Regions from separate parts of the Mus musculus genome. Here region 2 is linked to region 1. A link is a loop called in an ENCODE intact Hi-C map of the cell type or tissue named here. Cell type or tissue: heart. All regions are shown on one strand. Each heading gives the region's core, and the rest is flanking DNA. Links, peaks and the distances in the headings are about the cores only.

Region 1 (5,956 bases), core at 471-5,470:
ACACACACACATATATATATATACACACATGTACACAGGTATACCCAGATACATACATATGCTGATATACACACAGATATATACATATATGCATATGTGCACATATTCACACAGGTACACACATATATACATATACACATAGGTACAAAATGCACATGCATAAATGTGTATATACATATCTACCCATATACATAGGTACACATATGCACACACACACACACACACATACACACACACACACACACACACACACATATATATATATATATACATACATATACACATGTATCTACACAGACACACATGTACATGTACCCATATGTGTGCACATAGGTACATACATGTTCATGTGTATACATGTACAAACAGGTACACATGTACATACAAGTACACATATACACAAATATACATCTGTACCAACATGTATCCACATACATATATGCACACATCATACATGTATATGCATGTACACACAAGTACACATGAGCATACGATCACATTCATGGATACACACATACAAACATGTATCCCTATGCATATATTTGTGTCATTATTATTAGACATTAGTGGCTACAGACCTCACTGCTATTAGACTGGTTGTTACCATGGCCCTTTATTTTCACCTGGGTCCTGGTACAGTTCTCCCTTCTGTGGTTATTTGTAATAGTGACGTTTTGTGTCTAATGACATGTGCACATGTCATTCCATGGGGCTGTTGTCAATATCACATTAATGTGACTGCAGCACATTTCCAGCAGGAAAAGCAGCAGCAATCTGCATGTCACCAAGCTGTTGCCTTCTGCCAGAATTCCAAACTGAAAGCATGCATTGGGAACTACAGTGTTTGCTCATCTTAAAGGGCTGTTTGTAAGTTCTTAGAAATCAGAACCCATTCAATGACCAGTTTCACTTCAGCTGACTCCGTGTATGATCATCTTTGAGTCTGTAAAGAATACACTGATGGATGTCAAATCAGTGAGCTTAGCCTTTCTGGCTTCCTCCAACAATTCCCCCAAACTTAGAGCATCTGGCACTGTAACTGGGAGGGTTGTGGTGGAGGTCTGGCTTGGAACTTGTGCCACTCATCCCACCAAGGCGCTTTTGGGATATCTTCCTTGCTAAAAGTCCCTTTTCAGGGGGGTACCTGGAAGAATATTTGTCTTAGGAAAGTGGATGCTAATCCCAGGAGTCTTACCTAGAAATTGGAAGGGAGGGGTATTTCTGTTGTCCTGGGGAATCTGTTTTCTCAGACCGTGGGTGGGCAGAGAGGAAGTGTAGAATGTTTGATGATAAACAGGCAAAAAAATATATAAATAAATAATATTTATGTTTTTGCTTCCAAGCCACCAGAGGATGTTGGAGCAAAGTAGATGGCATTGGTACAGCTTGGGAAGGGTCCTTCTAGCTGAAGGCTGGGTAGAGAGAAGATGACCATCCCTGTGTAGCTTACAGCTGAGCTTACATCCTGGCACAAGAATGCTCAAGGCAGAGTTGGGGCACCCAGTGACAGCATCAGCCAACGCTGGAAGCAGTGAGGTCCCTGCTGTAGTTCAGCAGGCAGCCCAAGACCTTAGGATCGATGCCTTGGAAGAAGTGTTCCTGCCTGTGGGCTTGCTTGTATATAGGTCCCAGGACTTGAGGGAGAACCTCGAGAGGAACTTGGGGCTGGCATTACAGATGACAGTCACATGCTACACACACACATGCTACGGCTGGCAGGATGGCAAGTCTGTAGAATGAGTTCCACTGAGCCATTGGCCAGGCAAGAGCTCACTCAGTATCTGGTGCTGCTGCGGTGGGGGCTGTGTTGGTGGGTAGTGCAGAGGCTTCTGAGGAAGCTTAGGCAGGACAGAGAGGAAATTCTACGACAGAAGAAAGTTCTGCAGCACAGGGACTCTTGGTTATGAACTTTTAAAGTGGAATTTAAAATAAGTGTGCTATCAGCATTTCTTCACCTTGAGCAACATGCAGTGTGCTTTTAAAGCAAATCCTACTTTGATAAATTAATAAGGGTCATGTCTAACCCCATCTGGTCATGCTTTTATATAGCCAAAATGAAAAGTATGATTGAGTACAATAGCCTTCCATAGGAAATATTATCTTGCTATCCTAAAATTATTCCACATGGCAAAAAACACAGAGTGGGTAGGACCACAGGGAGATTTTTTTGAGTTTAGAAAGCCTTCTACCATGTGTGCTGAGGGCTGTTCAAATTCTTTCACCAAGTCTACCTCCACTGATACTGCAGAAAGGAAAACCATCTCAAAGCCAGCCTACCCTTGCTTAAACTAAGAGAATTCATGTCTTTGATACTGGGCAGGACAGAATTACAAACCTCAGAAAAGCTTGCATGTGTTTTCATCATTGGAAAGACATGCCGCGGGTAGGCTGTGATGGCAAGCAAGATGTGAGGAAATCCCAGAATTCTTCTTGCCTGGCTTTCAAACATTCCATCACGGTTCGCTGTTTTCTGAAAATCTTTGATACTCAGACCGTATGTTCTCACAAACCCTTTCCATTTTGTAGTGGATGCCGGCCTTGAGCAGAGCTGATGAGAATGAGGCAGGGGTCCCAGGCTTTATGCTAGTCCCCCTGAGTCCCGGGAGACACTCTAACCTGGGAGGATGTGCTGCCAGACCCCTGCTATGTCTTGCCATTCTTGGTTTAGGATTTGCAAAGATGCTCCCACACAACATCCTGATATTACAGTGTGTATACTGCTGTCCTCATCTCTGAACATCCACAGTTGTCCTAGCTGGGGAGTACCATCCCCCTTTCCCTCTCTCCTCTTCCCTGCTCCCTCCCTTCCTCTGCAGAGTGCTCTGTGTAAACTTGCCGCTCACTGATGGACTGGCCATTTCCAGTCAAGCCACCACCTCTGGCCCCTCCTGCTATTGTTCTCTGCCGGCCTTTGTTTCTCTCCTTCTCTTGTTTTTGTTTTTATAGATCAGTGTCTCTCATCTCTTGGTGAAACGAGCCTCCTTTGTAATTACCACTGCCCTAGTCAGTTCAGACTGCTGTAACACAATACCATAAAAGGACTGGCTTGGAAACAACAGAAATGCATTTCTTGCTGTACTGGAGGCAGAGGCGGCCAAGATCAAGGTGCTGGCAGATTCGGTGTCTGGTAAAGGCTGCCTTCTGGTGCAAAGAAAAAAACGACAGCTCCTAGCTGTGTTCCCATGTAGTGAAGAACTGTACTTTTAGCCCCTTATGTGGGCACTCGTCCTGTTATTAAAACTCTATTCTCAAGGCTACTCACCCCACACCCCCTGCCTATTATCATTATATTGCAGCTTCAGTCTGAACATAGGAACTTGGAGAGAGGGGAGTCATCCAACCAGAGTGTCCTTTTCTTCCCTCATTGGCTGACAGACAAGTTTCTGCCTGTCAGGGTTGATTTGGGGGCTCCTCTCTTGCCCAGAACAGCTGCAGGCTGCAGAGCTGTTGTCAAGGCTGACTCTGAAGCTCCAGGGGGTTCTGCGGTGGCGCTGCCAGCAGGTGTAGTCCAAAGGACACCCGCCCAGGTGTAGTCCTTTTGCCGTGCTTCCAGACCCTGCTCAGTCACAGGTGTGAAGCCGCTATGACTTCTGCGGGAGAGTCGTTCAGAGCAGCTCGCTCTCACGTGCCCCTTCCTGACTTTCACTTATCACCGTGGCAGGACTCTCCTTCAGCAACTTCAGAAGCTTCAGACTTTGGTGATGGGGAAGGTCTCTCGAACCTGCAAGTTAGCTGGCACACAGACTGGCACCTGCCTCATGGTGAGTTTCCCAAAGGGACTTCCTCCCCTGGCAAGCCCCCCATTTCCAGACTCCCCTACCTTGAAAATGCTAACAATGAATGAAGCCAGAGAGACCATACATCCCGTTCCAAGGCTTCCCCTTGTCTCGTCATTTCAAGGACACAAGTGAGGGTGACCTGACCCCTAACAGACTTGTGCTCTTTCTTGTCCCTTGTTCCCAGAGGTCAGCCACCCACAGTCTGAGCTCTACAGCTCCCCGTGTTCTCTCCTTACCTCTAGGTCGTTGTGCTTTGCTTTGCTGTTGCATTTGGAAGCTTCTTTCAAGGCTATGGGCCTTATCCTTCTGCCACCAAGATGGCTCTGCCCAGCCAGCATCCTCTGTCAGAGCCATACACAGCCTCCGTGGGTAAGTCACCACCTTGTTTTTGTTTGCCTGCAGTTGGCTTTCCGAGCTCTCTGCAAGGGATCCCAACCCATGTGTAAGAGTAGAGCATCTCTGTTTGCAGGTGGGGTGTTCTGGGAGTGGCCACTGGACTCCCTGGGTAGCACCAGGAATTCTCAAGAATTCCACAGAGAGTTAACAGAAGTCCCTAGTGCTCCAGATTCCTTCTCTGATAAGCCCTGACACCCCCTTTGGAGTTCTGACTTGGGGTGGGGTGGGGCGATGTGGATCTTGGAAGACCAGAGAGCGAGGAGGACATTTAGCTTGCTCTGATATCTCAGAGTCTCTGACTCCCTGAGGGGAGTTATATGGTGTTGCAGTGAGAGTTTGCAACAAAAATTAAAGAACTCATCTGTCTTGGGCTCAAGACTTTGGATGCTCAGAGATGTTCACCAGATAGCATATACTGTTCTCACCTTGACCAATGGTAATCTTTTGAGTATTTAGAAAACAGAGGGGAACAAGGAGGGAATATACACCGAGTGGCACAGCTCTATTAGCAACAACACACAGCAAGTTTGGAGGCACTGGATTTGAGAAAGGGATAATTTCACCATTCTCGAAATGTCTGTGGACTGCAGCCGTTAGGCCTATCCAGGCTAGACAGGTGATAAAATGACATTCCTTTCAGATAATTTCAGTCGATTCTTGGGGACCTTCTGCACCTAGGAAGATAGCTTTAAATTTTGTAAGTTAAGGGGAGCACTGTTTCTATATTCAGGAAAAATGGTTGCAGAGTCATCTATGTGACTCTCCCATAATGCAACAGAGGTTGTCGCCCTCTGACTTGTTGGATTGGCTTTGTGCTGTCTCAGCAGATTCTAAGACCTGCTTTCTGGGGATGCCTCCTCTTTCGTCTGGGTTTTAACAGCTCCAAGTATTTGACCCCAGCTTTCCTTGAGTTTTTTCCCCCCAGGGTCAATTATGGGTAGGTGTGAGGGGAGTTTTATTTAAAGACAGTGAGGGTGGAAGTGGGCTCAGTGTTTATTTGCTTTTATGTCCTTCCAGCCTGTAGCATTGGTATAAGTTTTGATCCATAATCTCTGAAACCTGAAGCCATTGCAGAAAGCCAAACCTAGCTGGCACTCCATCCCAGGAGATGAGAGTGTGTTAATTGTCATCTGCTACTGGCCTGGGGCATTTGGAGTAAAGGGCGTATATGGGCCTTGAGGTGTTTTGCTAATATCTGTTGCCCTGTTCTTTCTTCAGTGAGATCCAGGAACCTGCTAATCTATGAGGAACACGCTCCCCTGGAAGAGTCGTCGAGCCCAGCCTCAGCCGGGGAGCTGGGGGGCTGGGACAGAGGCTCCTCTCTGCTCAGGGCATCGTCGGGGCTTGAGGCCCTGCCAGAGGTGGATCTTCCCCATTTCCTTATCTCCAATGAGACGAGCTTGGAGAAGTCAGTACTGTTGGAGCTTCAGCAGCACCTGTGAGTTCTGTAGGTCCAGACCTCGTGCTTGATGATGGAGTGTGGATCAGCCCCGGCAGGAGGGCAGACACCAGAGGCCCTCACAGGGCCCACCTTCAGTAACAGCCCAGGGAAGGATCTGTGGATGGCTGTTAGCAAGGAAAGGGTCTAAGATGAGCTAATCTAGTCTCCATATCATCAGCCCAGGGCTGGCAGTGATGATCCCAAAGACCAGGAGAAGATGTGAGCCGCCTCAGTCAGTATGACCGTTTTTCTCCCATAGTCACAAACTGGCCATATGTCGTAGCACGTATCTTTAATCCTAGCACTTGGCAAGAGGAGGCAGGAAAAACCAGGAATTCAC
Region 2 (5,956 bases), core at 537-5,536, 84 kb after region 1:
AGCAAGAGAGCATGTCTTAATCAGAGTGGAAGGAAAAGCACTCAGATCTGGCCTCTGACTTGCGCACATGTGCCATGGCCCAGGTAAACACATGCACACATATATAAACACTACAAACAGAAATCACATATACTTACATACATGATTTAAAGCAGAGACTACCCATCCAACCTATAACCTATAAATCAAGGTTGAATTATATAGAAATTTTATACTATGTTTGCATCATTCCCCATTTCATTGTATGGGCAGGCTAAGCTATGGATAGATTTTTTTCCTAGATAAGGTCACCTGTAGCTCAGGCTTGCTTCCAACTTGTGATCCTCCTGCCTCAGTCCCTTGAGTGCTGGGATCACTGGCAAGTGCTACCATGCTTGACCTGAATTGCATTCTTAGCACGGGCTTCATCCCTCTCCTCCTATGCTGTCTACCAAACCTTTGTCAAAAAGATTCCTTTGAGCCCTCTCCTAGCTAGCATATCTTCTAAACAGGAAACAATTGCTCACTGGTTGAAATCTTTTTATTTATCTTTAAAGAGTTCAAAACCACCTTTGTTCTTATAGATCAGTGGCTCTCAACCTTTCTAATGCAGCCACTCATGTAGTGGTGACCCTCAATCATAAAATTATTTTGTTCCTACTTCAGAACTATAGCAAGATATCTGTTATGTGACCCTGTGAGAGAGCCTTCACCCCCCCACCCTCCGCTCCCCAAGGGGTCACGACCCACAGCTTGAGAACCATGGTTACAGATACTCACCAGTGACTTTTGTAGTTTTATCAATGTTAAATGGGTGTACAAGGACCAAAGAAATTTACTAAAAAGATGAGTGTAGCAAATGTCATGAAATGGGGGAATCTGTGCTAGTGGGTGAGGACCTGGGTTCGATTCCCAACACTGAAGAAGCAAATAGAAAAGACAGAAGCAGGAAAGGACTTACCTTGTGGAGGGGAAGCAGAGCAGAGTGATAATTTATTTTTAGCAACCCCAGAAAACCTGCCTAGATCCATATACCCAGAACATCCTGAGTACTTTCCTTGTAGGAACTTTTACAATGACTAGAAAGTGGCTGTTATCTTCATTGTCCCAAAGAGGAAAGGATGGTGTCCAAACCCAGTGTCTCCTTGATTTCTCCTTGATAACATCTAACTCAGGCAGTGGCACCTAGTGTATGCCCGGCTCGTGTTGCTGAGTGCTGGAGATGTGAAGAAAACCATGTGTTTATGGTTGAGCGCCTCCCAGAGCATGCCTGAGTGCTTGCTGGTCTCATTTGCTCCCACAAAGGCACTGGCTCCGTCAAGTGTCAGAGTCCATAACTGAGCAGCGGGACCACATGCGGCAGTTAAAGCTTTAGGTAATGACAAACACATGCTTGGCCCACTGACCTCACAGGGCTGAGATCATCCGGCAAGTGATTTGGACTCACTCCCAAAAGAGTGTCTTTGGCCTGCAGACCCTGGCTTTCTGTCCAACACATATGTAACACAGATCATTATAACTTCTCCTAGATACGTGATACAGAAATAAGACCCTGCATCCACAGAAACACTTCGACTTTAACTGAGGTTCCTCTGGGTTAAATAGCATTCATTTCTAAGGAAATCTGTAGACAAGTGTGTGGGTGAGTGGGTAGGGGGTGTTCATTTTGCTCAGGGGAAACATTCAAGAGACTTTAGATGGATGTTGCATGCTAAATGTATGTCCTGTCCACATGCCTCTCAATAAACAGGGACGGGGGTGTGATTAGCTTAGCTGGGAGACAACAGACGGAAGAACAATGTCAGGAAGAAATAAAATATTGTAGAAATAAACTTCTGATGAGATAAGTGGTAAACACAACTCTTTCAAGAAATTGAAATCGGCGAGCAGGGCTCCTCGGCGGATCTGCTTGTCGCCCTTGCCGATATTAGAATCATAAAGCACCACTCTGGTCTTGTACAGAAACCTTATTTGGCTTTTTGTCCTGGACTCTGTAATTTGTGTAAAGTATTTATCTTGCGGTATAAGGCTCCCTGAAAGCTGCTCACCATCCCTCCTCTGTCTTACCTCTGTGTTTATCTGGACCAGCAATACATCTGTTGTCCTCAGCAGACCCTGTGCCGTCCTGCTTGATGTCACATCTGCTCCCTGTTAGCCCGACCCTCCATCTTTTCTATATATGAATAGAAAATCATCAGGTGCCTACTCGCTTATACAAGATGCCTTCTGATCCATTGTCTTTATTTTTTTTCTTTTCGCATTGTATATTATGATTATGGGTGTTTTGCCTGCCTGTATGTCTATACACCACTTGTGTGTCATGCCCTGGGAGGCTGGAGGACAAGATCCCCTGGAACTGGAGTTACAGATGGTTGTGAGCTGCTGTGAGTGGCTAGCTGTTGCTCTTAAGTCTTCAGCCCCCGACTTACATAACTGACTGGCTCGACTTCCCTTAAGAGCCCTGTATACAGCAGTGGCATTTGCCTGTGTGTTTTTGCTTTGTCTTGTAGCTGTAATCTTTAGTGCTTGAATTACTCTACCTTCTAAGCTATAATTTTCACAATTTTGGTCATCTGATTCTATTCCTTGTAGCATTTGGCAAGGAGCTTCATGAGTTGTACTAATGAATTTTGGTAGACAGTAGTTGAATAAAGGCCAGAGAACAGTGTGCAGTCAGGACAGCCAGGTTTCAGACTTCCTTGGAATTTGGGGTAAACTGCTTTTACCCAAGGGAGAGAGCTGGAGAGAGAGGCAGGCAGCAAAGGACGGCACCTTTGCAATGTGGCACTAATCACAAATCTGCCTTGGAGAATATGCGTGTCTCCGCAAGCCACCTTTGCTCTTCTCTTGAGGGCAACCATCCCCCTTATTAGGCAGAACTGCTACAGGCTAATGGACCAATTTCACACCATCCAGAACCATAATAGTGACATCACATGTGGCTTTTCGCAACAATGAAGGCGTCATCAACATGGGATGCTTATAGTTTCAGTTGTGCAAACAACTGGAACAAAGGCTCATGGTCAGCCATGCATGGGAAATACATTGGGAGTATAAAGTTGAAACAGTGTTTTTTCCAGGAAGGCTTGTTGCATGAAGTTTCTGCAAAGTGACCAGGAACACATTTGGAAGGAAGATCTTGGGCCTGAAGGGTGCTTAGCCTCCATCCTTTTCCCTCCCAGCCGCAGACAGTTGTGGACTTGCCAGCATTGATAATTCCTTTGCCTGGTTCTCACCCCATGGTGCAAACCTGCACCAACAAGCACACTTACTCTTTCCCTATCAGGAGTTGGATACACAAGATAGGAAGAACGTGTCACCCCATCATGCCTGTAGGTTGGATGTGTGGCCCACAGTCAGGCATGCAAGAGGTGACTGGATGACAGTACCAGCCGAAACCTGTGGGAGTGCTGGGCTTCAAAATGCAGCACTTTCTGCTTTTACATACTTTCTAGTTCTACATCTAACAGGCAAATATATTTGTTATTGCTTATTTTCATACTGTGGTAATAAAGATGCTGCTGGTGCAGGTGAGGAAGAGGATGATGATGTGGTGGTGGTGATGATGATGATAGAGTCCGAATTGTTGTTTACTTTTCTAGAGTCTATCCCTTGCCTTGTCTTTTCAAGCTTATGTTTTTAGCAGGTCATGGGATTCAGAATAGCTGTTCCCATTGCCAAATCCAGGAAGTAGGAACATAGGCAAGTCCAAGTGGGTGGGTGGGGCAGGGTGGTTGCCTTCATTATCCTCCATTCAGTCGCTGCCTACATGTTTGTCTTCCCTCCTTTTTTCTTCTCTTCTTTTTTCTCTTCCTTCTATTTTCACCCCCCTCCCCATTTTTCATTTTCAGAACAACACTAAGAATATGCTTGAAGAGTAATAAAATCATAAAAGAGCTCTGAATGAACAAGAGTATCAAGGTATACAAGTCTGTGGAGAAGGAATTTGGATGTGGACTGGGTCGGTAGGGAAACATCCAATCTCCTAGCTCTTTGATCATCTGGTACCTCCTTTCCTTTCCTTGAGCCATGAGTCATGCCTCATTGAACTTTTCCTAATACCCAAAGAGATAATGCGAAGGCAGGAAGGAAAGAGTGGGGGAAGTGGAGGCAAGGGAGGAGGAAGAAGGAGAGGGAGGGAGAGAGGAAGAGAGAGGAATAGAAAAAGACGAGGTCCCTTGGATAGTATGGAATGAAACTCTGTACAGCTGGCCAACGTGAAGGATGCGCACCCTTGATCTTCTGAAAAGGTTTCTGCCAGAATTAGACACGCTGAGCAACTGAACCATGGGAACTTTCGGAAGAATGTTACTTAAGGGAAGAGAGTAATTCTGTGTTTGAAATTCTGCATGGTTCTTGCTTTAGAGTAAGATGGATTGAGTAAATAGCTGACCTTCATCTCTTAGGTGGTAGTCATTGAGGATCAACTAGCAGGTGCTGGATCAGACATTGCAACCATCAGATGGTGGTAAAATAGTAAATGGTATGAATTACATCCAATAGCCTACAACTCAGGAATAAGGCTTAAACATTAATAAGGGCCAACAGAACTGAATACCTCTGCTCTGTCAGCCTTTAACACATTTAGGTCTAGTCTTAAACTTGCTAAAATGATTATCAACCTTTTTCATCCTTTTCCTGAAACCAATGAGAAGTCATTTGGCTATTGAGTCAGTCCAGTTTGCTCTGCGGATTAGTAGGTATTTGTCAATTCTATTGAGCAATTCTATTCCATTTGACCCCTATCCCAACCTGGCCACCTTCTATGGTGGGCAAAGTAGGATTCTCAGATCCCTTAAGCACCAGATATTTATCATCCTTTAAAGATCCCAGAGGGCTGAGGATGTAGTTTATTTGGCAGAGTGCTTGTCTCACATGAAAATAACCCTAGGTGCAATTCCCAGCATTGCATAAATCAGGCACGGGGTTAGGTATACACTTGTAATCTCAGCAGGAAGGCAGCAGTTAGGAGCAGAGGCAGGAGGATCAAAAGTTCAAGGTTCTCCTTAGCTACAATTGAGTTAAAGGCTAGGATGGGATAGATGAGATCCCATCTCAAAGGGAAACACAAACAAACAAACACAAACAAACAAACGGCTCTGGAAGTGTTGACATAAAAAGTACTGAAAAAGTGAAGCAGGTGGTTTTGAAAGCTGTTAAATATGTATAATTAACGTCAAACTAATTTTTATAGAGGGAAATGAACAACTTTCACAACCGCAGTGGATTTGACAGCTGAAGACTGATCCAGCCAGACATCACTGATGGAACAAGATGCCTGAGCTCTGGACATGGTGGAAAGCATCTCTCTGCCTTTCTTTTCTCCAAGGATTTCTTTGACTGATAGTTAGCAAAGGGCATTCACCGTCTCCCTGTTGGAGGTCAAGCGCCTGTGTGCTCTGATGTTAGTTCTTGGGGGTTCGGAAAGGGAGCTTGGTTATTTCTCTTTATTCAATGGCTTTAGGTATCTACCTGACACAAACCTAGAGTGAACATGGGAACAGGGATCTAAACTGAGGCATGGCTTCCATTAGACTGACTTATGGGCATGTCTGTGAGGATGTACTAATTACTAATTGATGTGGGAGGGCTCCGCCTACTCAGGAGGGCCCTTGCTATGTAGGAAAGTCATTGAGAAAGCGAGAGGCAAGTATGCCTGCCAGCAATCTTCCCCTGTGGTCTCTGTTTAGTCCTTATCTCCAGATTTTTGCCTTGAGTTCCTGCCTTGGCTTCCATGGCGATGGACTAACCTATAAGCTAAATAAACCATTTCCTTCCCCAAGTTTCTATTGGCCACGGTGTTTGTCACGGCAACATAAAGCAAACAGATACAGGGAAGTAGATGACTAATTACTCAACTAGCCTAGCCCAAATTAGATGAACAATAATTCCCAAACAATTGCTTTTCAAGGGATGGATTCTAGATGTGATAGTTGAACTCATTATGGTCTTAAATGAGCAGTTGGACTGGTTTTTT

What was found. Peaks named below come from ENCODE experiments on the same cell type or tissue, not always from the same donor. Only the 100,000 strongest peaks of a DNase experiment are listed, where the experiment ranks them.
Region 2: it touches region 1 in a loop (2.0-fold over the local background); 3 of 42 quality-filtered maps call a loop at or near these places.

The regions. Positions count from the first base shown.
Region 1 is chr6:37,334,020-37,339,975 of GRCm38, reverse strand. It overlaps Creb3l2 (cAMP responsive element binding protein 3-like 2), which reads left to right. Exons shown (of 12, transcript NM_178661.4): 9 at 3,662-3,761; 10 at 4,022-4,148; 11 at 5,394-5,613. Among named protein-coding and RNA genes, the nearest start is that of Dgki, 37 kb to the right of the region's middle. In heart, for the core only: no CTCF peak of the experiment used is centred there; no DNase peak of the experiment used is centred there; H3K27ac peaks cover 1,286 bases.
Region 2 is chr6:37,249,740-37,255,695 of GRCm38, reverse strand. All of the region lies in intron 1 of Dgki (diacylglycerol kinase, iota), which reads left to right. Among named protein-coding and RNA genes, the nearest start is that of Dgki, 47 kb to the left of the region's middle. In heart, for the core only: no CTCF peak of the experiment used is centred there; no DNase peak of the experiment used is centred there; H3K27ac peaks cover 837 bases.